Linked DNA regions of Homo sapiens: region 1 is linked to region 2. The links are chromatin loops, found by intact Hi-C in ENCODE. Cell type or tissue: A673. All regions are shown on one strand. Links, peaks and the distances in the headings refer to the core of each region. The heading gives the core; the rest is flanking DNA. Region 1 has its middle 20 kb from the start of IL33. Region 2 overlaps GLDC (glycine decarboxylase).

Evidence for each region. Peaks named below come from ENCODE experiments on the same cell type or tissue, not always from the same donor. Only the 100,000 strongest peaks of a DNase experiment are listed, where the experiment ranks them.
Region 1: it touches region 2 in a loop (2.6-fold over the local background); 2 of 110 quality-filtered maps call a loop at or near these places.

Annotation. Positions count from the first base shown.
Region 1 is chr9:6,188,211-6,203,517 of GRCh38, reverse strand. It overlaps the pseudogene GTF3AP1. Among named protein-coding and RNA genes, the nearest start is that of IL33, 20 kb to the left of the region's middle. In A673, for the core only: a CTCF peak has its summit at 6,010 (motif pointing left); a DNase peak (open chromatin) is centred at 5,987; H3K27me3 peaks cover 288 bases.
Region 2 is chr9:6,559,249-6,574,555 of GRCh38, reverse strand. It overlaps GLDC (glycine decarboxylase), which reads left to right. Exons shown (of 25, transcript NM_000170.3): 16 at 9,127-9,202. Among named protein-coding and RNA genes, the nearest start is that of GLDC, 79 kb to the left of the region's middle. RefSeq lists an enhancer at 7,159-8,358. In A673, for the core only: a CTCF peak has its summit at 6,233 (motif pointing right); DNase peaks (open chromatin) are centred at 6,245 and 7,945.

The DNA.
Region 1 (15,307 bases), core at 2,942-10,941, 370 kb after region 2:
GTTGGTGTCCTTCAGATGGGGTCTCTAAGTGGAGGTGCTCTTCATTTCTGTTTGTTAGTTTTCCTTCTAACAGGCCCCTCTGCTGCAGATCTGCTGGAGTTTGCTGTAGGTCCACTTCAGACCCTGTTTGCCTGGGTATCACCAGCGGAGGCTGCAGAACAGCAAAGATCGCTGCCTGTTCTTTCCTCTGGAAGCTTTGTCCCAGAGGGGCACCTGCCAGATGCCAGCCAGGGCTTTCCTGTATGAGGTGTCTTCTGAAGAATGCCCATTTTCAAAACTTTTGTTCAACATCGTACCAGAAATTTTATCCAGAACAATTAGGCAAAATAAATAAATAAATAAATAAAAGACAGACAAATTGGAAGAGGAAGAAATAAAATTATCTTTATTTGCAGATGACATAATTCTATATATAGAAAATCCCAAAGAACCCACAAAAAACTATTAGAGGTAATAAATGAATTTAGCAAAGCTACAGATACAGGAGCAGCACTTAAGAAACAATTGTATTTTTACACAATATCAATGTCTCAGAAAAGAAAATTAAGAAATCAATTTTATTTACAATTGTGTCAAAAATGAAATACTTAGGAATAAATTTAACTAAGGAGGTGAACTAATTGAATACTGAGAACTACAAAATGTTGTTGAAATAAATTTAAAAAGATTTAAATGAATGGAAAGACATCCTATGTTTATCACTAAGAAGGCTTAATATTATTAAATAGCAACATGCTTCACATTGATCTAAATATTCTACACATTCTCTAGGCCAAATTCCAGCTGGATTCTTTGTAGAAATTGAGAAGCTGATTCTAAAATTGATACAGAATTTTAGACCCAGAAAAGCCAAAACAATCTTGAAAAAGAATAAAGTTGGAGTACTCATGTTTTCCAATTTCAAACCTTACCATAAAGTAACAGTAATAAAGTATGATACTGACAGAGGATATACATATAAATAAGTGAAATAAATTTGAGAGTCCAGAAACAAACCTTCACATCTATAATCAATTGGTTCTTGACAAGGGAGTAAAAATCAATGAGGAAAGGAATTGTCTTGAGGAATAGTCTTTTTGACAGATAGTGTTGAGACAACTGAATATCAACATTCATAAGAATGAAGTTGGACCTCTGTTTCACACCATATACAAAATACATCAAAATGGATTAAAAATCTAAATGTAAGAGTTAAAGCTATAGAACTCTTAGAAGAAAATATAGGAGTAAATCTTCATGACTTTAGATTTGGTAATAGATTTTTTAGATATGACAACAAAAGCAGAAGTAAAAACAAAATAGGTAAATTGAATTTCATTACAATTATTTATTTATTTATTTGAGACAGAGTCTTGCTCTGTTGCGTAGGCTGGAGTGCAGTGGCATGATCATGGCCCACTGCAGCCTTGACCTCCTGGGCCCAAGCAATCCGCCCACCTAAGCCTCCCAAGTAGCTGGGATGATAGGTGCATGCCACTACACACAGATAATTTTTGTATGTTTTATAGAGACAGGGTTTTGCAATGTTTCCTAAGCTAATTGTCTCAAGTGATCTTCCTGCCTTGTACTCCTAAAGTGTTGGGATTATGGGCATGAGCCACCACCTCTAGGCTTCAATACAATTAAAATATTTGTGATTCAATGACACTATCAAGATAGTGAAAATACAGCGTACAGGATGGAAGGAAATATTTGCAAATCATATATCTAATAAGGATCTAATATGCAGAATATGTAAAGAACTCTTATAACTCAAAACCAAAAAGGTAACCGAATTTTAAAATGGGCAAAAGCTTTCAATGGGGATTTCTCCAAAGAAGATATACAAATGGCTAACAAGCACATGAAAACATGTTCAGTGTCATCAGTCATTGGGGAAATGCCAATCAAAACCACAGTGAAATGCTACTTTTCACCCACTAGGATGCATGTAATTTTTTTTTAAAAAAAAAGGAAAAATAACTATTGTTGAGTATGTGGAGAATATGAAACAGCTTTTACAAAAATGTCCACTTAAAAGTAATTTTTTAAAATTGAGGTAAAATTCACATGATATAAAATTAACCAATTTAAAATGTACAATTCAGTAGCATTTAGTACATTCACAATATTGTGTAACATTACCTGTGTCTAGTTCCAAACAGTTTCATCACCCCAAAAGGAAATCTTGTATGCATAAAGCATCCATTCCCCATTTTCCCTTACCTCTAGCCCCTGGCAACCATCAATTTGCTTTTTATTTCTGTGGACTGTCTTTTCTGGATATTTCATATAAATGGAATCATACATTATGTGATATTTTGTGTCTGGCTTCTTTCACTTAGCATAATGTTTTTATTCATGTTGTAGCAAGTATCAGTACCTTATTCCTTTTTATGTCTCAACAATATTCTGTTATGTCAATATACCACATTCTATTTATTTATTCATAAGTTGGTGAACATTTTAATTGATTCCACCATCTGGCTATTGTGAATGGCATTACTGTAAACATTTAGGTACAAGTTTTCATTTAAATACCTGATTTCAATTCTTCGAGTATATACTTTGGGATGGAATTGCTGGGCCATATGGTAATACCATGTGTAACTTTTTGAGGAACCGCCAAACTGTTTTATGTAGTGGCTGCACCATTTTACACTCCCAACAGAATATATGAGGGTTGCTGTTTCAAACAAACCATGTTCTCTGGTCACAAGGCAATTAAGCTAGTCCTTACAATAAAAAGATTATGATAAAACACCATTAATTTGAAAAATCCAGGTCAGGAAAGAAGTCTAGTATTTTAGGACCATTACACCAGGGTGATTATTTCATAAGAAGTCAGGTCACAATCGAGATGATAAAGATCTATGTTCTTCACATAGACCAGACCAGCTAGTAGGAAGAAAAGAGACATTCTTTCATTAATAAGTTGTGTTTGCCTTCTTGTGAAGAAACTTTCGTGGAAAGAGACTGAGCTGAAATCGAAGCACCACCATTTCCTTCCTCCCCCTTTGAAAGGGACCAGAGTTTCCTCGTGGAGGACACTGAGCGGAAGCCAGAGCAGATCCCCTAGTGACAGGCATACGAAGTCTCAGGTGACGACAGGTTGCAAGATTCTGGATGACTTAGGGCTGAAATCTACATTGTATTGTGGAGAGGTAAGGATGGTATGTCTTGAGGAAGGGAACAGGGACACCAGGAAGTGATACATAGTGAGAGTTCTGTGAGGGGAAGATGATGGGATTGAGAAGAAGGGGGAGAGAGAGAGGAGCTGAGGGATAGAAGGAAGACATTCTAGAATGCCTACCATCCCCACATGGTATGAAGAGTGAGTTACGTGCTCCACAGCCAATTCTGAAAAATTTTACTTAACACTTTTTTTTTTAGAACACGTATTTAACCCTTTAGAAAAATAATCAGTGGGTCCTCCATTAGAGGTTTGCTCATTAGCATCCAGTATATAAACATGAAAATCTCTGGAAAATGTAGTCTACCTGTGCTCCTCATGCCCCTTGTTCAGTGATCACTGGACAGATCCCAACGCGCTGTATTGTGGATTTATGGGTGAAGAGAAGTGCTGGGCAGCAGACAACTGCCCTTCCTGGGAGATCATCAAGCCAATGTTTGATTTTACTCTCAACCTGTTTGCTAGTTCATTCTTTCTTTGATAAGAGATGTAGCTAGAAAGGAAAGTGCTGCCTGTCAATTGAATGGTGCCAGGATTTAGAACTGTCTAGTCTGCTATACACCAATAAGCCTCGTTTTTGTTTGTTTTGTGGAAATCACAGAGGCCAAGTTCCCTCTCTGTTTCCATCCCTGGTGCCTAGAAAAGTAATCCATAAGCTGCACTAATTGAGAAATAGCAGGTACAGTACTCCCTGCTTATTTGCAGTTTCACTTTCTGCAGTTAACAGTGGTCTGAAAATATTACAGTATTTTGAGAATGAGAGAGAGACCACATTCATATAAATTTGATTACAGTATTTTGTTATAACTATTCTATTTTATTAGTTATTATTAATCTCTTACTGTGCCTAATTTATAAACTAAACTTTATCAAAGGTATGTATGTATGGGGGGAAACAGTATAATATAGAGGGTTTGGTACTATCCATGGTTTCAGGCATCCACTGGGGGTCTTGGAATGTAACCCCCATGGATAAGGGGGACTACTATACTTGGCATCAAATGCCCAATCTTTTCTACAGTGAGCTCTCAGGCAAGTCTGGGACAGAAAATATTCTCTCCATGCACTACTACACTTGATTTTGCTCAGTAGTTTTCAGATTTTTCTTAAAAGCACAAACTTACATCAAATAAAATCTCAACACAGAATTCATACATGTCAACATATAGATGCAGAGCTCCTGTAGTCAAAGGAGAAGTAAGGGGAATAAGATCACTATTGCTTAAACTATCCCAGTTGCGGGAGGCCTCGAGATTCTAGGATTCTGCAGAAGAGATTTGAAAACCACCAATCTATAGGAATGTCCTGCATTGGTTCATACCTGAGAAAATTCTAAGAGAAACAGCATGTTCTAAGAGAAACAGCATGTTCTAAGAGAAACAGCCTTCAGTCTTCCCCTCCCAGGAAGTTATGACAGGTGCATATCACAAGCCAGGAGAGAAGATATGTGGGAGCTACACCAAAGAAGTGTTCTTCCTTGGAGTATTGCTGGACTGAGCGTGGTGAGAAATGAGGTGGGAGAAGATAAGTCGAGGATTTGTAGTCTGACTTTGGATACAGCTTCTGTACCAGTCTATGGTCCTTTCTTCCAGATCATCTATTGTTAGGGTGGTTACTTTGGGCAACTTCATCCCCGCCATGGAACACCCCCTACTCCTTTCCACTAGTGTCGTTTTCTCATGCCACTCCCCTATGCAGAGGCATTTCCCACTTGGGCTGCCCCAACTCACGTTATTTTTCCTTTCACGCAAGGCCTTATTGTTTAACTGATTCAGCAGTAAGTTTTACCAACTGTAAGGGATGTTTTATAGAGTCTGCAAATTTCCTTATTTCTAAGGTAAATAGCCTTGAGCAATGTTTACAATCTCAGGAAGAGTGGTTCAGATCAGGAAGAGTGGTTTACAATCTCGGGAAGAGCTAAGCGGATGCTAAGCTACTTGGCACACTCAGTGGTTGCATTCTTTTCATCATCCCAGGAGTGTGCTTTTCAAGGCTCAAGATTTCCTTTACTACCTGAAAACAGGAGAGAGATTTTATTACTTTTCTATTGCTTCCATAATAAATAACCACAAACCTAGTGGCTCAAACTAATACAAATGTATAATCTTACAGGTCAGAGAAGTCCAACACCAGGCTCACCAGACAAAGATCACGGTACTGGCAGGGTTGCATTTCTTTCAAGGATGGTGCTACTTTCTGTAGCCAAGAGTCAAGAAGGAGCAGAGACTGGGCCCAGAGAACACAGCTCTAGGAAGGGGTTGTTAGGCAGCAGCTAAGGATTCAGTACAGGGAATCTGCCAACCACAAAATCCTGGTAAGGAGGAAGCTCAGGAAAGAAAAGCTCTAACCTCAGTGTATGCCCCAAGAATGATTGATCCTTCAGTAGGGGTCCCTGGATGAGAAGACAGACATATGCAACAGACCTGTGGTGTCACCACACCTGCAGCTGAGCCACACAGCCACAGATGTACCACCTACCCCGAGCCCTTATGTAACGTGAAATAGGAAGTGATATTTATCGTAATAATCTGAGGTTGTTGGCCATGAAGCATCACTTAGTGAAAGCTCACTAAATCCCACCACCTTGACTGAGAGAAAGTTTGCCCAGTGGAGCAGCCTAGAAAGTCAGCCTCTGTGGTCATAAAGCAGGGTTGTGGGAGGTGGAGAGTGGGCCTGGAGGGGTGCACAGAGGCATCCAGCCAAAAGGCCAGGGGTTTCCTTTTTTAGGCTACTGCCCTCAGCAGTCATGTCTCTCTGAGGGCCAGGAATCTAGACTGAATTGAAGCTGGCGACATAATCCCTGGGTCACTCATGTCTTTCTAGAGTGACACTGCCTCCTGGAGGAAATCCCTGATGGTGCCTCATTTTTATTTCTTTTTTTTTTTTACATCCTCCGTGTCCAGTACCTGCTCATAGGAGACACAGTAAAGATATAGGTGTTGACCAAGTGCACATGGAAAACACATTGTTGTTCTGCATCAGTGATTTTAATTAAAAAATACGCCTCTGAAAGAAAGAAAGCTCACTGGTTTGTAGTCCTTTAAACAAAGTAATGTGATATTTAGTTGAGGTTTAAGTTATTGCACCACGTCTCTAGTACAGTTCAGTGTCTTTCTATTTTTAGACAAAGGTAAACCTTATTTTTGTTTCCTTTCAGAAGGGGTATATCCACTGAGACCAGAGGCCAAACTCCCTTTGTACTTTTCTTTTTATTTTATTTTTTTTGAGATGGAGTCTTGCTTCATCACCCAGGCTGGAGTGCAATGGCGTGACTGGAATCACTGCAACCTCTGCCTCCCGGATTCAAGCAATTCTCCTGCCTCAGCCTCCCGAGTAGCTGGGACTACAGGCGCACGCCACCATGCCCAGCTAATTTTTCTATTTTTAGTAGAGACGGGGTTTTGCCATATTGCCCAGGCTGGTCTCAAACTCTTAACCTCAATGATCTGCCTGCCTCAGCCTTCCAAAGTGGCATGAGCCATTACACCCCACCGAACTCCGTTTTTCATGAGTTGGTTTTACTCTGAGTTTAATTTTCTTCTTGTTGCAATGGTATGTCTATGTGAGACTTTCATTGCAGACCTTTTGCCACAGCCAGGATGGTCACACACAAATAGGTGCCTTTCCTCATGAAAAGAGAGGATACAGCTCTGTAGATTAAATACAGTCATGTGGGTTCTACCACAGCCTTCTCTTGAACATTGGCAAATATTTCTCTCTGGAGCAAGAGTTTTCATATATTGCTTAAGATAATCTTTGTGTTTAAAAATTTTCTGCCATATTCACATGTTATTTCCTCTATATGGGTTTTTTTTCCTCACATATTTCAGAAGTTCAACCCATGTTTTTGCCACAAAGGAACATCTCTTTTGACATCTAGCCCTCCTGAACCTCCGTGTGTCGTTTCAGCCTGCTGGGTCAGGCAGTATTTCCCACATCCTTTCTGGGTTCATTGGTATGCTGGCACTGATGGATTTTCAGCTACTGATCCTTAAAGATCTTTTTACAGCCTTCAAAATTGCATATATGTTGTTTGCTGAATCTCATCTTTGTGTTCAAAATATTTCTTCAAGTTTGATTTTGTGTTGAATTTTCTGTCACAGCCACTAGTGCATAAACAGCTTTTCTCCCATATGAATCAGGATGTTGTGACTCAGGTGGTAGACCCTGAGGAAAATCTTGCCACACCCTTCATAGTCACAAATGAATGGTCTCTTCCTCGTGTGCTTGCATAGGTGCTCTTCAAGCATCTGGACCTTATTGTAATTGGTGCTACATACAGTCCTGGAAGGAGCAGATGAACTTCTTAGAGAGTGCAGGGGAAGGAGGGGACAAGGGAGTGGGACTGGTCTCTAGCGGGCCACGAGAAATGCCTAGGCAATGCTCAGGGGTGACAATGCCTCGGCACCCACCCAGATCAGGTATGCAGCCACATGGGTGCACCAGCATATGGACCCAACACACAAAGCCAGCTACTTCCAAGAGCTCATTCTGGTGCCACCAGGCCCTGGCCTGTAAACACTTATTTCTGACCCACTAGTTTCACAGAATCATCATATTATATAATTTTCCTATTGCTTTTCCACCCCATACAAGACCTTCTGGGGTTATCTCTTTAAAAAATTAATTTGAAAAGGCCCTTTTTCCCATTTTCAAAATATTTGTTGATCTAACTGTGGTATTGAAACTGCCTTTGCAAAAATTGTAACAGTGAGAAAATTATGATGTGAAAGAGATCTCACCTAACTGACTCCATCTTATTTCCAACCTCCAAACTGCCCTTGTTCATTCCTGGGCAAAGGCCAAACTAACTTTTGGGAGGACTTCAGTTTGTAGTTTAACTTTGAAACAAAGATGATAACAGCCCTTTCCAGAAATGAATGTCCTTCTTGCCTGGGGACCAGATTGCCTTTGTAAGACGAACAAATTGGCAACAAGATTAGAAATTTTGGTTTAGGAGTCACTCAGCCAGGGGCCACATGATTCCAAACCTCCCCAGTCGCTCCTAGGGATAACATCGCTATTGTAAAACCCAAGATTAGTGCTTGAAATGTTTTTCAGACCCTAAAATTCTGATGCACCAGCTAGCACCATCCAGGCCAGTAATCTGGCTAAACCAGTTCTGCAATCCTGTCCAAAAACCAAAGACAGCAAGAAGAACCCACTTTGACCCCCTGTGATTTCATCTCCAACCCAACTTCTCAGCACTCCTCATTCTCTGGCCCCCTACCGGCCAAATTGCCCTTAAAAAACTCCAATCTCTGAATTTTCTGTCTTCTGTTTAGCTGGCTGTGCATGAATTAAACTCTTTGTCTATTACAATTCCTCTGTCTTAATAAATTGAGTTTATCTGGGCAGCAGGCAAAATGAACCCACTGGGCAGTTACAGTGTGACTTGAGCAATATACCTACTCAAATGTATCTACTGTAAATACTTTGAGTCTCTAGCTCTTGGTTTATTTTCAGCTAATTCCACAGAAGCTGGGATTGTTGAAAGACCTATCTTTATTTAGTGAAAAACAATAGAAACCAAATACCCTGGATCGAGTCAGGATAGAAAAATCTAAAGCTTAGCCCTTATATCCTGTATCAGGTATCTACTAATTCTCTCCTCCTCCAATTTTGTCTTGGCTTACAGCTATTGTTAGGTAATCTGACCCTATGTAAGCGCTCAAAGATGAAGTTGTATAAGTGGCAAAATGCAGAGACTTACAGGTGTGCCCTCTTGAAAGACATTTTAGTAAATACATGTGTGGTTTCTGGCTCCTATTGTTATTGAGGCCAGGCATTCCTGCTCCCATTGGTACTGCCATGAAGTACAATGTTTGGTTTCCATTTCATCTATAAGCTATAAACTCCATGGTGAACCTCATTATACTCAAACTTGTATTTCCGTGCCTAAGGTGGGCCCTGGCACATAGGAAGGTTTATTTCCTTTTAGACTAGAAGAATTTATTTCAGTTTTGTTGTTTGTTTGTTTGTTTGGTTTCACCACCGATATGGTGGTTATAAATTCTCTTATTTTTCTTTCCCTGATACTCTTATTTCACCTTCAATAATGAAAGACATTTTTGCTGAATGCAGAATTCCAAGTGGACAAGCTTTTCCCTTGTACTTTATTTATTTATTTATTTTTTTAGTTTGATTATGCTTTTTAATATTTTTTCTAGGTTATTTAATTTATTGGTGTACATTTTTTCTTTTCTTTTTTTTCATTATTTATACTTTAAGTTTTAGGGTACATGTGCACAATGTGCAGGTTAGTTACATATGTATACATGTGCCATGCTGGTGCGCTGCACCCACTAACTCGTCATCTAGCATTAGGTATATCTCCCAATGCTATCCCTCCCCCCCACCACCCCACAACAGTCCCCAGAGTGTGATGTTCCCCTTCCTGTGTCCATGTGTTCTCATTGTTCAATTCCCACCTATGAGTGAGAATATGCGGTGTTTGGTTTTTTTGTTCTTGCGATAGTTTACTGAGAATGATGATTTCCAATTTCATCCATGTCCCTACAAAGGACATGAACTCTGTTTCACTGTCTTGTGACTCCCCTTCTATTGCTTCTTATGAGAAAGCAGCCATCATTTTAATTGTTTCCCTGTATTCAATGTGTCATTTTTCTTTGTCTTCAAATATTTTTCTTCCATAGTTTGATTATGATGTAAATAGGAGTGTTTTTTCTACTAATTCTGTCTAAGCTTCATAAATTTGTAACTATATGTTTTATGCCACGTTTAGGGAATTTGGGCCATGATTTTCCTCTCAATTCTCTCTCTCGTCTTCTTTCAGGTCTTCAGTTTTGAATTGTCTCACAGATCCATAGGCTCTGTTAATTAAAATTTATTTCTCTGCCTTCTTCAAATCAGATAATTTCTATTGACTTGTAAGTCCATTGTTTCTTTCCTCCATCATTCCATTTGGTTCTTAAGCTTACCCAGTTAATTTTATATTTCAGCTGTTTTGTTTTTCAGTTCTAGAATTTCTATTTGGGCTTTAAAAAAATAATCTCTTTTCTTCTGCTGAAATTTCCCACTTTTTATTAGCTGTGAGCATATTTTCCTTTTTACTACTGAGCATCATTTTAATATACAGTTTTAAATAATTGTTGGCCAACATCTGGGTCATCCTAGCTTGTTTTCTATTAATCTTTCTCCTATGAATTGGTCATGTTTTCCTGCTTCTTTGAATGTTGTATAATTTTTTTTTTGAGATGGAGTCTCGCTGTGTTGCCCAGGCTGGAGTGCAATAATGCAATCTCAGCTCACTGCAACCTCCGCCTCCCAGGTTCAAATGATTCTCCCGCCTCAGCCTCCTGAATAGCTGGGATTACAGGAACCCACCATCATGCCCAGCTAATTTTTGTATTTTTGTAGAGATGAGGTTTCACTGTGTTGGGCAGGTTGGTCTTGAAGTCCTGACCTCAGGTGATCTGCCTGCCTTAGCCCTCTAAAGTGCTGGGATTACAGGTGTGAGGCACTGCATCCGGCCTGAATGTTGCATAATTTTGGATTGCATCCTCAATATTGTGAATGATGTGTTGTAAAAATTCCGGAATCTGAATGTTCCTCTGAATAGTACTGATTTTAAGCATATATTTAACTTTTATAGAATGAAACTGTAACACTGTATTTCCACTGTGATGAGTGTAGCTGAAATTTTACTTCAATTCCTTTAACTTTAACTAATTTGCTTTGAGTCTTTCCCCAATAGTCATGTTCAAGGATCACTCAGAGATTTGGGAAAATTTTGTACCTAGAATATGAGACCCATTGTTTGGCTCTCTCCTTTCTGGGAGTTTCTTCTTCACTTTCCAGTGGATCTAGTTCCCCAAACACAAGTCCTTTTCTCTGATTCTTAAGCCAGTAAAACTAGGATTTTCTATAAGAGTTTTAGCCACCCCACATGGTGAAAACACACATACGCAAAATGGGAGTTGATGTCTGTTCTTTTCTGCCCAGCATTGACTTCCCTCAGTATCTATCTGTTTTTATTCTCTATTTGGTACCTTCAGTTGTTGGTTTTGGAGGAAGAAAAACATGGGTAAACTTGAAGAGAGACTGAGAGAGATTAAGCTATCTCAAGAACAGAGAGAAAAATAATGGGAAAAAAGTGTCAGAGCACCATTAACCGTGCAGACATAAGTGTAATTGGTGTACTATAAGGAGAGGAGACAGAAAATAGAGCAGAAAGTATTCAAAGAATTCATGGTCGAAGAGTCCCCAGATTTCATACAAATTATTACTCTACATATCTAAGAAACTCAATGAATTCTAAGTGAGATAGATGCAAAGAAATCCACACACAACACATTACTGTAAAAATGTTCAAAGCCAAAGCCAAAGCAAAAATATTGAAAGCGTAAGAGAAAAAGGACTGATCATGTATAGTGGAATGCCAATGATGCTTACAGCTGAATTCTCATCAGAACCAATGGATGCCAGAAGGCAAGAAGGTAACATTTTGAAGGTACTGAAAGACAAAAAGTTGTCAATCAACAAGTTTATGTCCAGCAAAACTATCTTTCAAAAAAAGGCAATTTCTCAAAGAAAATATGCAAATAGCCAACAATAAATGAAAAGAGTCAATATCATTATCTATCAGGAAATGCAAATCAAAACCACAGTGAGATATCACTTCATACATGATAGGATGGTTAAAATATAAAAGAGACATAATAACAAGTATTGAAAAAGATGTGGAGAGTTGGAACCTTCAGATCTTGCTGGTAGGGATGTGAAATGGTGCAGCCACTTTGGAAAATAATCTGGAAGTTCCTCAAAAGATTAAACGTAGAGTTCTTATATGACCCAGTTATTCACTCCTCAGTATACGCTCTACACAATGGAATATTATTCGACAGTATAAAGCAATGAAGTACTGGTACATACTGCAACATGAAGGAGCCTGTAATACATTATGTTAAGTGAAAGAAGCAAGGTACGAAAGACTACGTATCAGTGAGTTTTTTGTGTGAGTCCATTTATATGCAAGGTCCAGAATAGGCAAATCCAAAGAGATAGAAAGTAGATTAGTGGTTGCCAGGGTCTGGGGTGGGAAGAAGGGAGAGAAAGGGAGGAACTGCTAATGGGTATGGGGTTTCATCTGAGGTCATGAAAATATTCCAATATTCTGGCTGAAGTTACACAACTGTGAATATAGTATAAACACCATCGATCTGTTCACTTTTAAGTGGGTGAATTGTGTGTATGTGAATTATTAATTATTTCAATAAATCTGTTTTTTTTTTAACTAGTCGTTAAAAGCAACCACAACAGCCACCCACACAGCTGATTTCTTAAGTTAAATGCTGGTGTGATGTCTCCTCTTCATTCTCCTTGGCCTAGCCTAGGTCTTGTGAGAATGACCTCTCTGTATCATTTGTCATCACATTCAGTGGCAACAGCAGGAGCTAAATTTATTTTTTGGTTATCTTTTCATCCCTCAAATTGTCACACCTATTTTTCAAGTTCCCCAAAAATGGTAATTCTATGATAATCCTTAGTAACCATTAGCATAAAATTAAAACATTTACCTTAGGTTCTTCTACTATGCCTGCTAGAAATTTAGACTATTTATTACAGCTCTCTTTTCAAGCAAGAACAAAATCTGCCTTTTGGACCCATGTAAGGCACTATATTTTAATACCTTTGAATGCTACTATTATTTTGGGGAAACTGGAAAGGACATCGGACTGGATATCAAGAGACCTGCTTTCTAGGCCAATCTTTGTCCCTTGCTAGGACAGAGGAGAGCCATCATTCTTCATTTTATGTACATTTTTCAAAAGTAGGGAATTTTTGATAATTTGTAGTTATGACAGTTAATATTATGATGAAATATATTGAAGGAGATATGTAAAATCAAGTGTCCATTTACTCAATACTAGATTGTAACATCCGTGGCTGCACTCAAAGGGTGGCATATTTTTATGTGGGAGCTCTCCACTAGTCAATGGCACAGACCCACCACTGACCTGGCTCCATTGTCCAGTCCCACTCTTAGAGGAGAAAGGCTCTGGCCAAGACTGTTCCAGAAGGATAATACCTTTTTTTTGGTCTCTTTCCCAGATATAAGAAACCTGGTGACATTTCTGCCTCCAAATTTTTGTGTAATTTAAGAACAGTTTCCTCCTCTGAGCTTAGGTTCTCTGATCTAAAATATGAGAGGTGAGAGTCTTTAAAGCATCATCCACTACTAGTATCTTATAATTCTATTTCAGCATAAACATCTTTAATTCCCAATCTTTTCTCATGAAGACACCATCATGACCTCTTATTCTTATTTATATCTTTTGGACTCCAAATACTTCATTTTAGAGATCTAGTGCTCTGAAGGGTCAAAGGGGCACCTTGTGAAAAGCCATATTTGTCTCTTTACATTCACCATGACTTATACTAAATTATAATAAGTGTGAAATGTCTCCACGGACAGATACAAAATAATTTTGTATCTTCTGGCCAGGGTCCGGTGGCTCAATGCCTGTAATCCCAGCACTATGAGAGGGCAAGGCAGGCAGACTGCTTGAGCTCAGGAGTTTTAAGACAAGCCTGGGCAACATGGTGAAATGCTGTCTGTATCAAAAATACAAAAAACAAAAAACAAAAAATTAGCTGGGTGTGGTGACGTGCCTGTAGTCCCAGCTACTTGGAAGGCTGAGATGGGAGGATCACTTGAGTCTGGGAGGTGGAGGTTGCAGTGAGCCTAGGTTGTGCCACTGCACTCCAGCCTGGGTGACAGAGTAAGACCCTGTCTCAAATAATAATAATAATAATAATCTGTTCCATCTTCCAAGTGAATTATGAAGGTATCCACAATAAGACCAGCAGCCAGGGTTTCTCTCTTCCAAAGAGTGTGTACGAACATAATTTTTCTGAGTATAGACCTATGTTTGTGATTTGAATTAGGCTGTCACTAAGTAAGGGTTTAAAATTTGTTGTGCATCATGTTTCTCTTCTGAGAAGTGTCCTTTCTAGAAATCCCATTTAACACTCCCTGTCAGCAACTACTTCATTTTTCCTCCATATCTGACTTCCTCATGTAATCCATTTCTATTGTACCCTAGTTCCTGATAGAAGCTTGACTGAGTCAAACATCTCTGGAATGTGTCTGTGTTCATGCACCTAAGCCATAACCAAGCAAGTGCTGGGTGAAAGAGATGTAGGAAACCAAAATTTGTTGAACGCCTTTGTGCCAGGTACTTTTTACATACATTATATCATTACATATAAAACGTTACGTCATAATTTATGTAACATTCCTATGAGGGATTCTATCATCCCTATTTTACAGATAAGGAAAACTGAGGTTTGGTTAAGTTATTTGCCTAAGATAACACTGCTAATAGGTGGGGGAGCCTGGTTTAAACACAAGTCTGTTCAATTGTACTGCATCTTACTGATTGTACTCATGTGTTAACATTCCCACCAAAAGTGTAATAGTAAATCACTCTCAGTTATTAATTGGTGTTCAATTAGAAAGGCAGAATTTCTCTAGGCATTCAAACAGAGAGAATAAAATCCAAGGAGGGGCAAAAAGGGCCAGTGATGGTACCCAGAATTCAAAAGAGCTATGTTGCTGAGGTTGCCAGCATCCTTTTGTTAATGCTGCTGCTGCTGCTATTGAAACCACTGCTGCTGTTACCTTTCAAGAGGCTGAGAATTTGCACATTTACAGAAGCTGCAAGAACTTGGGAGCCCATAGTCCCCTTGATGTTACTGGACTCACTGCCAAGACGTCTGGATCCTGTGGCTGCCTGTGGCTACTGCCAGATCCAGAAACAGAAAATGGAGGATAAAATAGCTTCTCCCTTTTGCCTTCTGGTCTTTCTCTGAGACCTGCCTTTGGGAAAATCTAACTGGAAACTACCTAGTTAGGAAACTTGGGAATCTAGTTTGTAAATTTTTAGCACCTTACAATATAGAGAATATTGAAGGGCAGGAATTAAGCTAAAAGTCAGCTTTCCCAGGGAGTTGTTATTTGTTTTGTTATTTAGTTATTTGTTTTGTTATGTTTTGTGACAAAGTCTCACTCTGTCACCCAGGCTGGAGTGCAGTGGTGCAATCATGGCTCACTGCAGCCCCGACCTCCTGGCCTCAAGTTATCCTCTGGCTTCAGCCTCCCGAGTAGCT
Region 2 (15,307 bases), core at 2,985-10,984:
CCCCAGAATTTCTGATTCAGTATTCGTGGAGTGGAGCCTATGAATTTGCATTTCTTTTCTTTTTTTTTCTTTTCTTTGTTTTTTTTTTTGAGACGGAGTCTTGCTGTGTCGCCCAGGCTGGAGTGCAGTGGCATAATCTCAGCTCACTGCAACCTCCACCTCCCAGGTTCAAGCCATCCTTCTGTCTCGGCCTCCCAAGTAGCTGGAATTACAGGCACCCGCCACCACGCCCAGCTAATTTTTGATTTTTAGTAGAGATGGGGTTTCACTGTGTTGGCCAGGCTGGTCTTGAACTCCTGACCTCAGGTGATCTGCCTCCCGAAGTTCTGGCCTGAATTTGCATTTCTAACAAGTTCCCAGGTGATGTTGATGCTTTCTATTGTCTGGGAACTAGACTGAGCGTGAGAACCACTGCTCTGAGGCGCTCTTCTGATACCAGCTGATTTATCTACGTTTTTTGACTAGATAGCAAAGGTTAATTATGGAACTAAACTTATGTCAAATTGATACAGATTGGTAAGAACATTACAGAGTGTTGTGTTGAGGGGTTTTGATTTTAAATCCATAGAGATAGAGACCTGGCTAACGTTAGGGTACTTGAGACATGCAGTACATGGAGTTTCACTGGTTAAAATCATACCGTTTGCAAGGTATTTGTACTGTTAAATTGTTAGTCACCTGTTTTTTCCACCTGGTAGATAGGAATCTGCACCCATTTTTCCCTTATTTTCTTGAGAGTGGTCCTCTGAAGGTGCCATGAACTGAAGTGGGTCATTTCGACAGTGGTTGTTAGGATCACTTTACTGCCATCATTTTTACCGTATCGGTTTCTTAGCTGATGTTTCACTTGCATCGTTTTTGTTTCTCAACGTAAAGGAGAGTTTGGATGAGGGGAGTCTGACATCAAAGATGTCCAACACCAAACCCTTACGTATCACAAGCAACTGTGAAGTATTTCCTTCTGGGGGGTGACACTGGGTAGGATGGATGGGGGTCGCTTTTTTCTTCTTCTTTTGCTTTATAACCCTTCTGCACTGATGATGGATTTTTTTTTAAAAAATCACATAAATGTATTCTTTTATTTATTTATTTTTTAAGATAGAGTCTTGCTCTGTTGCCCAGGCTGGAGTACAGTGGCACGATCTCAGCTCACTGCAACGTCTGCCTGCCGGGCTCAAGCGATTCTTGTGTCTCAGCTTCCCAAGTAGCTGGGATTACAGGTGTGTGCCACCACACCTGGCTAATTTTTGTATTTTTATTAGAGACAGGGTTTCTCCATGTTGGCCAGGCTGATCTTGAACTCCTGACCTCAGGTGATCCACCTGCCTCCACCTGCCTCAGCCTCCCAAAGTGCTGGGATTACAGCGATTCTTGTGTCTCAGCCTCCCTAGTAGCTGGGATTACAGGCGTGAGCCACCATGCCTGGCCCACATAAATGTATTCTATCATAAAAATTTTAAGTTCACCTGTGAAATAGATAGCATTATGTCCACGTGACAGATGGGATCCAGAGGAATAATTTGCTTGGAGCCAGACAGCTTTGAAAAGGGCAGCAAATAAAAAACAACTTTGATATTAGAGGTGAGAGAAACTCCCGGGTGGCTGCAGGAAATACCTGTTTGTGAGATCTGCCTGGGAATGAGTGACTTTAACATGATCTTGTTGTAGGAAACATTTAACAGTATGTGCCACCTAAGGGCTCCTGTTTGCAAACAACAGAAAATGGCTTGCATTAACTTCAGCAGAAAAATAATTTACAGGGAAGTTATTGGGCAGTTCACAGAGTTGATGGAAAAGCTGGAGAATTAGACTTCAGCAGTGAGTAAGACCCAAGAAAGGCTGGCAGCAGAGAAGAAAATGGAGTCTCACCATGCGAAGAGTCACCATCTTCACTGTGGGAAATATGGAACTGTCCCATTCCTTTGGTCTGTCCATCCAGATTCATAATGTCCTGGCTGGAGTATTGCACAGGATGTTTCACACCTCCATGTCTTATTAGTGTTTAGTGACTGGGAATGTCTAATCCTTTTTGCTTTCATAGGGGAGTGTAGGACCGTGTCTCTCCCATAGACTCACACAAAAGAGGGAATTCCCCCAGATAATAAAGCCACTGAAAGGCTCTGCATTCCCACACACACCTCTAAACTCAGCACCAATGAAAACCCAGTTGATTTTCAACATCCTAATGTAACCCTCCTTCGTACTTTTAAGCACATTGACAGCATGTCCACATGTCATTTTCCCAGCATCATTTTCTGAATTGCATTTGTACTTACTGCTCGTTGGCTATGGTAGTTTGCAGATACTTTCTCCCGTTCTGTAGCTTGTCCTTGTAACCCTAATGGGAGCAAAAAGTTTTTAATTATGATGGAGTTCAATTTATCAATTTTTTTCTTTTATGAATTGTGCTTTGGGTTTCAAATCTACCCTAGATCCCAACAATTTTTATTCTGTTTTTTGTTTTTCCCAGAAATTTCATAGTTTTATGTTTTACATTTAAGTCCATGATCCATTTACAGGTGATTTTTATATAAGCTGTGAGACTTAGATTGTGCCTATGGATGTCTAAGTGTTTCAGTTCCATTTATTGAAAAGGCGATCTTTCCTCCATTGAATTACTTTTGCAACTTTGTCAAAAATAGTTGGGTATATTTGTTTGGATCTATTTCTGGATTCTATATTCTATTCCATTGATCTATGTGTGATCTCTGTGTACATAGGCTTGATTATTGTAGCTATATATGATAGTCCCCACTTATTTGCAGTTTCAGTTACCCATGGTCAACTGGCTCAAAAATATTAAATGGAAAATTTGAGAAATAAGCAATTCATCCTAAGTTTTAAATTGTACACCATTCTAAATAGTGTGATGAAACCCTGCAGCATCTTGTTCCATCCCACCTGGGATGTAAATCAGCCCTTTGTCCAGCATATCCACTGTGTATATGCTACCCACCCATCAGTCACTTAGTAGCTGCCTTGGTTACCAGATCAACTGCTATGTTATCACAGCGCTTTCAAGGAACAGTGAAATCGTACAGTGGCACGATCTCACTGCAATGTCTCATTGCAAGGAACCCTTATTTTATTTAGTAGTGTACCCAAAGCACAAGAGTAGTGATACTGGTATGGTGGTGTAATTGTTCTATTTATTCTTAGTTATTGTTGTTAATCTGTAACTGTGCCTAATTTATAAGTTAGATTTTATCATAGGTATGTATGTATAGGAAAAATCGTAGTACACCTGGGTTTGGGTGCCATCCATGGTTTCAGGCACCCACTGGGTGTCCCGGAAGATATTTCCTGCAGATAAGAGGGGGCTACTGTTAATAAGCCTTGCCATCAGATGAACTGATTTGTGCCAGTTTCTTTCTTTTTTTTTTAAAAAAAGTAGCTATTCCAGTTACTTTGCCTTTACATATGCATTTTAGAATAATCTTGCTTGTGTCTATAAGAAAATCATTATTTTGGGGGAGGATGATGTATATTTTAGCTTCTAAATGTTACATTTTGTACAAAGGGCTGTATGCTGGATGCTATAGATATTATAGGTAGTTGAAGGGAACAAATTCACCTCATATTTAAACTTATAATTTATCACTCATAAAATAAATATTTTTCATGAAAAGGTATCATTTTAAATGTAATAAAATATTTTTTTTAAAAACATACCCCGAGAAACTTTTTTTTTTTTTTTTTTTGAGACAGAGTTTTGCTCTTGTTGCGCAGGCTGGAGTGCAGTGGTGCGATCTCAGCTCACTGGAACCTCCACCTGCTGGGTTCAAGTGATTCTCTTGTCTCACCCTCCTGAGTAGCTAGGATTACAGGCACCTGCCACAACGCCCAGCTAATTTTTGTATTTTTAGTAGAGACGAAGTTTCGCCATGTTGGCCAGGTTGGTCTCGAACTCCTGACCTCAGGTGATCTGCCCGTCTCAGCCTCCCAAAGTGCTGGGATTACAGGCATGAGCCACCATGCCTGGTCAAGAAACTTCTTAAGAAGTTCAAATATAAGAAGTAAAATAGGTCCACTGCTTATAAATAACTTCAATGGGAACTTCACTGAAATCACACACTAAAGGTGGCCATCCGTGCACAAACTATGATGGTGTGTTAAAAACTATAAAATGATTTTCAGAATATTTAGGGAAAATTAAAACAAAAATAGATATGGTCAATCTAGATATTTAGTAATTCAAAAATATATAAATCTTAATTTCTTGGTACTATAATTTTTAAAACTTTAGAATCCACAGCGTGGTCTTTTCTTATGGCACATTTTTAACATCTTTTGACTTGTATAAAAATACAACATTCTATTTGAGAACACAAATACTGTTTTCTCCATATAATTACAATGTGATTCAGTGGGAGTTTTGGTGACTGCTGGTGTTCACCATAAATTATTACTTTAGTGCATTCTGCAGTCTTGCAAAATGGGTTTCATGTTACTTTTTGCATATATAAAAAGCATGCAGCTACAGTGACCCATGTCCAAATATTCCAAAGCAGTCACCATCTGAGAAATTGCTTATGGTGTCTATAAAGTTAGCCACGATGTTTTTTAATCCCCCCGGCCATGAGCCTGAGTCTCACTCTGTGGCCCAGGCTGGAGTGCAGTGGCGCGATCTTACATCACTGCAGCCTCCACCTCCTTGCTTTAAGCGATTCTCCTGCCTCAGCCTCCCAAGTAGCTGGGATTACAGATGCACACCACCACACCTGGCTAATTTTTGTATTTTTAGTAGAGACAGGGTTTTGCCATGTTCGCCAGGCTGGTCTCGATCTTCTAACTGCAGGTAATCCGCTCGCCTCGGCCTCCCAACGTGCTGTGATTACAGGCATGCAGGCATGAGGCACTGTGCCTGGTCTGCAACATCCATTTCTTTTTGTTTGTTTGTTTTTGTGATGGAGTCTCACTCTGTTGCCCAGGCTAGAGTGCAGTGGTGCGATCTCAGCTCGCTGCAACCTCCGCCTCCCGGGTTCAAGCAATTCTCCCGCCTCAGCTCCCTGAGTACCTGGGACTAAAGGTGCCCACCACCACACCCAGCTAATTTTTGTACTTTTAGTAGAGATGGGGTTTCACCATATTATCCAGGCTGGTCTCGAACTCCTGACCTTGTGATCCACCCACCTCGGCCTCCCAAAGTGCTGGGATTACAGGAGTGAGCCACCACGCCCGGCACAACATCCATTTCTAATTCTCAGTATGTTTGGCTAGGGTTCTTAGTAAAGGGAAAGATAAATTAATTTTTAAAATCTTTAAAATTTGTTTTTTCTTTGAACTCCCGTTCCAACCTTGGCAAAGGAACTTTTAGCTCTTCTGAACTATCACCCTCACCCTATCTCTGCCATGTCATCTACAAATTCTTTTTTTTTTTAAGTTTACATTGAGTATTGCTCCTGAACTTGCACACCTGTGATGATACACTGATACTGAAAGGGCCTGGGTTATAGTCATCACAATACTGTTGAATTCCATCAACTCCAGCTGTTTTCACCTTGTGGGCTCTTATACCTGTTATTCAGTTGTTCTACTTTTTCTGGTCTATTGAATTTCTTGTGGATTCTTTGTAGAATGAATCTGAGTTTTGGAAGAAGTTGTCTGCTCAATTTCCCCATTCTGCATTAAGCAGCAGCTCCTTAATCAGCCTGAGTAAATGCCATACACTGGAGGGTCTTGTTTTTCTTTTCTTCTTTTTTTTCTTGAGGTGGAGTCTCACTCTGTGGCCCAGGCTGCAGTGCAGTGGTGTGATCTCGGATCACTGCAACCTCCACCTCCCAGGTTCAAGTGATTCTCCCACTTCAGCCTCCCAAGTAGTCTGGATTACAGGCATGCACCACCACGCCCGGCTAATTTTTTGTATGTTTAGTAGAAATGGGGTTTCACCATGTTGGCCAGGCTGGTCTCGAACTCCTGATCTCAGGTGATCCGCCCACCTTGGCCTCCCAAAGTGTTAGGATTACAGGTGTGAGCCACCACGCCCGGCATGGAGGGCCTTGTTTTTCTAGGACAGTTTAAGCTGTGCTCACATAAACTTGGTGTTTCTGAGGCTCCCCGTTCACTGGCCAGCCCTGCAGCTCCAGACCATTCACTACTTCATTTTAAACAGATGTCAGAAAAGCACTGACCTAGCCTGTCCTCCATATATAATAGTTTGTTGATGGTTGCTTAGTCTGGGTTATGTAGATAAGCAATTATTTTTCATAAGACTTTTCTACCAACAGGTGGCACTAACAATTTGTTTTACTAATGCCCCAGTAGTAATCCTTGTGTCACATTTGAATATATCATTTGCACTTTTTGGGTTGAAACATAGCTGATTTTTATAGATGTTTAAGGCCAGAGAGAGAGAGAGAGAGAGAAATCCAGCATTTCTGATCAAGTCTTTAGCATATAGTCTTTCTCCTACACTACTGGCTCATAGCCAGTAATCTGCTTCTTCCTTCATTCCTAGTCTACACCTTGATTGGCCTTTCAAGAAAGTCAGATGAATAGAATTCATGAGAAAAACATAGGGGTAAATATAAAATGTTTTTCTTGAGGTTCCTTACTGTAGGGGAAAGGATGACATTCATATTGATTGCCTGTGCTGGAGGAATTCAATTTTTAAAATATTTACTAAATACTTATTGCAGAACTACTACATGCAGAGTACTGTTCTATATATTCCCTGTTGAAGAATATACAGAACTCTGAGAATTAGACCCTACTGTCAGAGCTTATGCTCTAATTGAGATAAGACAGGCATACAAAGTAAATGTGAAATCGGTAATAATTTTCTATGTCCAGTACATGTATAGGATATTAATGTCAGATAAGATTGTAGAGTAAAATGCTATGATAATTTGGAGGAGGTAGAGGATTATTTCTTTAATCAATCTATCAAATATTTTTTATGTCAGTGTTCTTGGAATAGAGAATACAATTGTGAACAAGGTTGACAAAATTCTTGCCTTCAGGGAAGGCCTCTCTGAGGAAGTGACAGAGCTGGATTGGTGGCTTTAGGGAAGGCTTTGCAGAGAGTTGTAGCCAGTTGAAGAATGGGCAGGATTTGGCTGAGAAGCATTTGACCTTGATGATCTCACTACACATCACATCTGCCCTGTGTGATGGGTACTGTTACTATCCCCATTTTACACATCTCTCAGGCACATAGGCACAGGGAGATGAAGTTACTTGTGATGTGAGTGGTTTCCTGAAGCACGGCATATTCATTTTCTTGTCCTCAAAATGAAAAAACCTCAAATAGGCTAGGACTTGTTTTTCAGAAGCCAGGAAAACAGAAGAGCAGTCTTTGCCTTTCTTCTTGGAAGAGAGCGGAGATAGCTGCAGCTGACTCAGTGCGGGTGACGAGGAACGGGGTGACTCAGGTCTTGTAAGACAGGCTTTCTTTCTTCTTTTCTTTCTTTTTTTTTTTATTTTTTATTTTAGCTAAACCCCCCAGTTCTATCAATCAGACAAGACTTCTGCTAGAAAGAAAATCAGCATTTGCTCCCACAACTCTCCGTCCTTGGAGAGCACAGTGTGCTCAGAAGAGCAGCACTGCTTGCAAAGGGAGCCCGTAGCTCTGGGAGGCAGGCTGACTCCACACCCAAGTCTTCATCTGTCACTGTTGGCCATTTGGCATGTAGCACTCAGACCTCAGTTTCTTTGTGTGCAAAATGGGGGTGATGGCATGGAGAACATACACATTTTTTAAAATTCTTACCGATTTTCTGTGGGTAACATTAAAAAAAGTTATTTTATTTTTAAATTTTCATTTGTTTAAAGTTTAAATTTTTGTATCTTTTTTTAGTATTTAATTTTTGCCTTCAGCTTCGCAGACATACACATTTTGAATGGGACTGATACATCTATTACTCATTTCCCTTCCCTTCCTGCACAGGGTACTGGGAACATGAAATAACAGTCTACGATTGAGTCAGCATTGCTCACCGGAATGTTAGTCATGGCATATGCCCTGAAAGTGGTGCCTTCCAGGACCGTTGAGATGAGGATGGCCAGCCCCTAACAGCCATCTGCATCCGGGGCCTGGGAGAGCCGAACCTGAGACTGCCAGGAATGGTGTCACATTAAAAGTGCCTCATTCTTTTGGGGCTGATCAGGCCCTTGACTCGATATTTGGTAATACTAAGAAATTATAGAGTGATGATTTGTTTTCACCTCATAGGTGTGTCTTCCTTAAACCTTGTTAAGATGTTGACACATTACCCATTTAAAGGGGGAAAGAAAAGGGAAAAAAAAAGGAAAAAACTGAAGTTCATTGTTCTAGGTGTGACAATTGTGTTTGTAGTTATTTATTTATTTTTTGAGACGGGATCTCACTCTGTCACCCAGGTTGGAGTGCAGTGGCACCATCTCGGCTTACTGCAGTCTCCGCCTCACAGACTCCAGTGATCCTTCCATGTCAGCCTGCCCAGTAGCTGGTACTACAGATGCATGCTATCACACCAGGCTAATTTTTTGTACTTTTAGTGGAGACACTGTTCCGCCATGCTGCCCAGGCTGATCTTGAACTTCTGAGCTCGAATGCTCTGCCCACATCGGCCCCCCAAAGTGCTAGGATTACAGGCATGAGCCATTGCACCCGGCCTGTAGTTATATTTTTAAAAACAATACTTATCTTTGAAGGCTGCATATTGACATTTGAACTGATGATAGGATGTTTGAAGTTTGCTTCAAAATATATAGTTCAGCATGAAAGTGGTTAGTGAGAAATATAATAGGAAACAAGATTGACCGTAAACCAAATTGTTACAGCTGGCTGACACACACGTCGTAGTTCCTTTTGTTCTTCACTGTATTTTGGTATAGTTTTGAAATTTTTCATAATAACAAAAGGCTATTTTCAATGCGTGGTCCTGAGCAAGGATATAGAAAGCTCCATCTTTGGGTAGGAGTGGTTGAGCTGTAGTGCACAAACTGGATGCTGTTGCTTTGATTGTTTTGATTGTTCAAGACCTTTTGACTCCAGCAGAGCTCCTTGATGAGCTTCTCTCAGCGTCTGGACAGTGACCATGTGTCACGTGCTGGTGAACCCCTGGCCAGGGCCCAATAAATATTGAATGAGTAAATGAAAGCCAGAAGACCTAACCGTGATCCCTTTCTTCTTGTCTTTGCAAGCGGAGCCCAGGGAGAATATGCTGGACTGGCCACTATCCGAGCCTACTTAAACCAGAAAGGAGAGGGGCACAGAACGGTGAGTATGGCAGGAGGTGGCGCTTGCTCACCATGGGGCACAGAGGTCCTGGCTCTCAGGGTCCCTTCTGTGGGACACTCCCTCCAAGCCTTCTTGGAAGCAGATGAGGGAACATATAGTCAAGAAACAAATTTCTGTGAACTAGCCATTATGATCCTTGCTTCCAAGACATCCCACTTGACCATTTTGAGGAAAAACATTCAGAGATAAAAGACTTGCTCAAACCCAGAATGCAAACGTCAGCCAGTTGGCTGTGGAACTGCTCTCTAGGGAGCAGAGGGAGGAAGAGGGCAGGAATGTTGCCATTGCAAGCATCCTCTCCTTGGCTCAGCCCCGGCCCTGGGCCTGGATGAAGGGCAGAGACCATGCTTTAATTCTTCAGTAACCCCTGTTGTGCTGAAGCCCGGTTCTGGTCATAGTATGCTCAAACAATATTTGTTGAATAAATAAATTCTCCATTAGATGATTCTCAACTTCAAGCACCAAAAAAGGCATAAAGCAGAGTTCACGGTCCTGCTTCAATGTTTGCTTTGGATATGAGAACCTGGTCTCCAGGATCCCAATCGCCTCTTGGGGACCACTGTGGGGACCAGCAGGTACTAATGGACACCACTCGCTCCCCCCAGGGGCAGTGCCTGTAGCAGTGGCCTAACTCAGGCCTCAGCTTGTGCCAGAGGAGGCCTGTGTTCCTGGTTCCTTCATTTTGATGGCCAGTGCTATGCTAGAGTTTGTACTGAGCTGTGGGGCGGAAGTCCTTAATAGGAGCATCGCCTAGGAGCCGAGAGCAGGGCAAAAGCATCTGCTGATACTAGAGAGTTGCAGACAAAGGGGATAGGGTGGTGCTGGCTGGCTAAGTAAGTAGGGTGGAGTGGTAGTGGCCCGATCTTAGTCCATTTCTGGTTTTATTACCACTGGAAGGTTACTTATGGCTAGTTGCCTGGAATTTGCAATAAAGAATGCTGAAAGTGTTTCACTTCCCTTTCATAACAGGGGAAACGAAGGAACATTTTTTTCCCTCCTTCCCTTGCATAGTTCATCCTGATTCCACAGGTGTGTCTTTCCAGGCTTTCATCTTGGTTGGGGAATAGAATTTTTTTTTTTTTTTTGAGATGGAGTCTCGCCCTGTTCCCCAGGCTGGAGTGCAATGGCCCAATCTCGGCTCATTGCAACCTCTGCCTCCTGGGTTCAAGCGATTCTTGTGCCTCAGCCTCCTGAGTAGCTGGGATTACAGGCATGCGCCACCACGCCCGGCTAATTTTTGTATTTTTAGTAGAAACAGAGTTTCACCATGTTGATCAGGCTAGTCTCGAACTCCTGACCTCAGGTGATCCACCCGCCCCTGGACCTCTCAAAGTGCTGGGATTATAGGTGTGAGCCACTGCGCCTGGCCCTTTTTTTTTTCTCTTCATAGCTCACTGCAGCCTTGAACTCCTGGGCTCAAGGAAGCCTCCCAAAGTGCTAGGGAGACCAGGATTACAGGCATGACCCTCTGCACCTGGCCCTAGAATTCATGTCTAAAGATCTTTGAAAAACAGGCCATTCGTGAATTGAATAAATGATTAAACCCTGGTCAAGGACTGCTTGCCAGTCCAGAGAGAAGTGAAGTGGTCAACCAGACAGACACAGACCCTGAAATTCCCCCACAGTTTGTTCATTCGTGGTTCTGAATTCTCAGCTTTCTAAGGAATGATTAGTTTAGAACTATAATTGCTCTTGGGACCTGAGAGTCTCGGCACTTTCACAGAATCAGAAAGGAAACTTTGGAGCTCCAGGTGTCCAGCCAGTAAAACAATGCCAGATTCTCTCCTGTCTGTTTTTCCCTCATGGCTTCCATGTTCTGAGGTCGTCTCTGGAGTTCCTCTTCATTAGTATCTTTCACCACGAGGTGCCCAGGAGCCTGGGGATGCTGGAAAGGGGCAGCCTGTCCTGTGTGACATCTCCACCCGACTCCTCCACTGCTTGGCGGAGAGGCCGCAGAAAGCAGTGTTTGCAGAAAGCAGGTGACTAGCTAATGGCAAAGGGCCAGCTAAAATCCAGATTCTTTCCACGCAGTAATGCTTCCCACCCCTCGCCATTTCCCAAATTTCCCAATCTGACACCAGGAAGTAGCTGTGAATGTCCAGCAGCTGGGGACCAAACTGGAAAGGCCAAGGAGAAAGAATGAAAGGCCTTTGGGTTTGGCCTGGGCGGGGTTCTTCCGTGACTTGTGGATTCTTTCTGGTTCCTGTTCCCTCTCTTTGTGTTTTCCTGTCCTCCTTCCCTTCTCCACCCACTGTGTGTGATGTTTCTCTTGGCCCCATTGCCCATCCTGCCATCACTGAAGTGTCATGAGAGGCCATTTCACTCTGCAGGAGGGAGAGGGGCTGGGTGCTGTGCTTCAGGGAGAGGGGGAAAGGGAGAGGCAGGGAAGCCCTCCAGCCACTGAGCTGGTAGAAATACAAAGCTCATTAGCCTGGAAATGTTGGCATCCTTCTGGATCAGAAATTTTAATTAGCTCGGGCATGGTGGCTCATGCCTGTAATCCCAGCACATTGGGAGGCTAAGGCAGGCAGATCACCTAAGGTCAGGAGTTCAAGACCAGCCTGGCCAACATAGCAAAACCCTGTCTCTACTAAAAACACAAAAATTAGCCAGGCATGGTGGTGCACGCCTGTGATCCCAGCTACTGAGGGAGGCTGAGGCAGGAGAATCACTTGAATCCAGGAGGCAGAGGTTGCAGTGAGCTGAGATCGCACCACTGCACTCCAGCCTGGGCAACAGAGCAAGACTCCCTCTCAAAAAAAAATTTTTTTTAATTAAAGCCAACTTTCTTAGTTAGAGAAGAAAATGATTTAGTATTCACTAATCAGGGAAGATTTTTTCACATCACTGATGTCTGAGGCAGCTGCTCCCACACAATAGATTCTAATGGAATCCAGCAAAATATATCATTCTTTTTTGAAAGGGAGTGTGGGGAAGTCATGTGCAGGGAGTGTGGGGAAATCATGTGCTACAGAAGTGCCTGGGCTCCTGATGGGTCTTTTCTTTCAAGCTGCTTTTTGAAGTTATTTTCACATTTTCTCTTAGGTTAAATTTCAGAGGTTCCTAAAATGGAATGCCTAACTTCTTGATTTATGAGTTTACTTTGGGAGAATACAAATTTATTTAACAAACACTTATATGGCAATTACCATGTACCAGGCATGGCCTTTAACACTTTATAATTAATATTTCAATTTGTCAGTCAAATCCTGACTTACTCAGCAGACCTCCAGATCTTACGAAAAAATAAAAACTCTAAAGAAAAACAATTAGGTTTGCTGTTCAGAGTCTGAGTTTCCTATACAAAGGGAAAACATTGACCAAAGGAAACAAATTATGTTATATGTAAATCAACAAAGAAAGCTCAAAACCTGTATGGGAATATTTTTTTCTTCCCAACTGCCTGAGACAAAGTAGTGGCCTTTGGTTGTTAGATTTTACCAGTGGTAAGACATTAGTTTCCCTTGCACAGGAGATCTCCTTAACCCTTCACTCATTCAACAAGTCTAAAGATGACCTCATGCTATTCTATGCCACGCGGCACCCTGGGGAGTTGAGAAAACATAGCACCCCCTAAATGGGCATCAATGCACCAAATGCTGGATTTGCTTTGGATAAACCAAAACTTCAAATCTGGGTCGTGTTACTTCCATATCCCTCACAACAATACAATTTTTTTCCCCCAAGAGAGACTCTCACTCTGTCACCCAGGCTGGAGTGCAATGGCATGATCTTGGCTTATGGCAACCTCCGCCTCCCGGGTTCAAGTGATTCTCATGCCTCAGCCTCCCAAGTAGCTGGGACTGTAGGCGTGCACCACCATGCCTGGCTATTTTTTGTATTTTTATTAGAGACAGGGTTTCACCATGTTGGCCAGGCTGGTCTTGAACTCCTGGCCTCAAGTGAACCGCCTGCCTCAGCCTCCCAAAGTGCTGGGATTACAGACATGAGCAACCTCGCCCGGCCAACACTACAATTTTAAACTGAGGAAAAACTTAACATTATAAAGAATAATTAAAGTCCTCTAAATCCTCATAGAAAACCAGAAATGTCTGACAGCAACATATAAATGAGTGCTTCACAAAGCCACTGTGACTTCTCTTTCCATCGCTCCTTGTACCAGGATGTGTATTAGTTTCCTATGGCTGCTATGATAAATTTCTACAGGCTTAGTGGCTTAAAACAACACACATTAATTTTCTTATAGTTGCAGAGGCCAGGTGTCAGAAATTGGTTTCACTGGGCTAAAGTCAAAGTGTTGGTAGAGCTGATTCCTTCTGGGGGAGACAGGGGAGAATCTGTTTCCTTACCTTTCCTGGCATCTGCAGGCCTCCTGCGTTCCTTGGCTCGAGCTTCCTGCTTCAGTCAGCACATCTCCCGCTCCCTCTGTGGTCCCATCTCCCTCTGCTTCCCTCTGATGAGGACACTTAAGAATATATTTAGGGCCCAGCCCAAAATCCAGAAGAATTTTTCCATCTCAAGATCTTTCTTTACCTTAATCCCATCTGCAAGTCCCCCTTGCCATATAAGGAAACACCCACAGGTTCCGAGGATTAGGACAGGGATGTCTTTGGGAGCCCGTTATTCAGTGTACCACAGGGTGGTTGACGTTTTTATATGTTTGTGTTTCAACAGAACTCACCTGGTATGAATTCTTCATTTTGGCTTTCTATGAATATTTTATATTTATTTTTAACATTCCCCTTTCTCCTTCTTATCAATATTCTGCCCTGAAGGGATCCTTTCATCCAACGATCCTTTTGTAGACTAGCAATACCTGTGAGAGAGGACAGTGCCTCCAGCTTGGGTCCTCAGAAATTAAAGAAAAAAATTAACTACAAAAGGGAAGCATTCAAACAAGAAAACGGATTTGAGGACAACGTGACATAACCAGTATGAGACCAACAGCCGTTCTAAAGGGACACAAACCTTCTGACAGTAGAAGAGTGCAAAGTAGTTCATGTTTGCCTTTGGCTAATGTTTTCTTTTTGTACACGTTTATTTTTCTTAAGTAGACTCCTTTGCTGTTTTTGAGGAAAGAGCTGTAAGCTAAGATTTAACTTCATAGCCTATTTTCAATAATGCCCATCCATCTCTCTGTGGGATAAAAAATAGGAGGATGATTTTCAGGGTAATCATGGCTTCTCCTTGATGCTTTTTGTTGGGGAAAACCTTCTGACTTACTTTCCCACTGGGACACATCGTCAGTTCTACAAGAGCCTGTGTCCACATGGTTGTTTGGAGGAAATGAAGGATGATTTGAGTCTGAGAATTTTAGCATTGCACCTACTGTCCAGCTTCCATAAAAATTCAGTGCAGCTGTAAGCTCTAACTTAGGCTCAGCTCTTGAGGCACTTTGCCTTGATTTCCTTAACCTGAAGCTACATCCCCTTGTCCATGTTTCTGCTGCATCTCTGGACTCTAGACAGTCATTCACAGGCCACCATTGTTAGTGAGTGAGTTGTGTGAACCCGGGGTAGGGGTTGGTCATTTTTATTTTTAGCTATTTTTTTTTTTTGAGACGGAGTCTTGCTCTGTTGCCCAGGCTGGAGTGCAATGGCGCGATCTCGGCTCGCTGCAACCTCCACCTCCCGGATTCAAGCGAATCTTCTGTCTCAGCCTCCTGAGTAGCTGGGACTACAGGCGTGCGTCACCACACCTGGCTAATTTTTGTATTTTTAATAGAGACAGCATTTCGCCATGTTGGCCAGGCTGGTCTTGAACTCCTGACCTCCACCTCCCGAAGTGTTGGGATTACAGGCGTGAGCCACCATGCCCGGCCAGGTTGATCTTTTTTTTTTTTTTTTTTTTTTTTTAAATACGGAGTTTCACTCTTGTCGCCCAGGCTGGAGTGCAATAGCGCAATCTCGGCTCACCGCAACCTACACCTCCTGGTTTAAACCAATTCTCCTGCCTCAGCCTCTCGAGTAACTGGGATTACAGACGCCTACCACCACACCCAGCTATTTTTTGTATTTTTACTAGAGACGGGGTTTCACCATGTTGGCCAGGCTGGTCTCTAACTCCTGACCTCAGGTGATCCACCCGCCTCGGCCTCCCAAAGTGCTGGGATTACACGCGTGA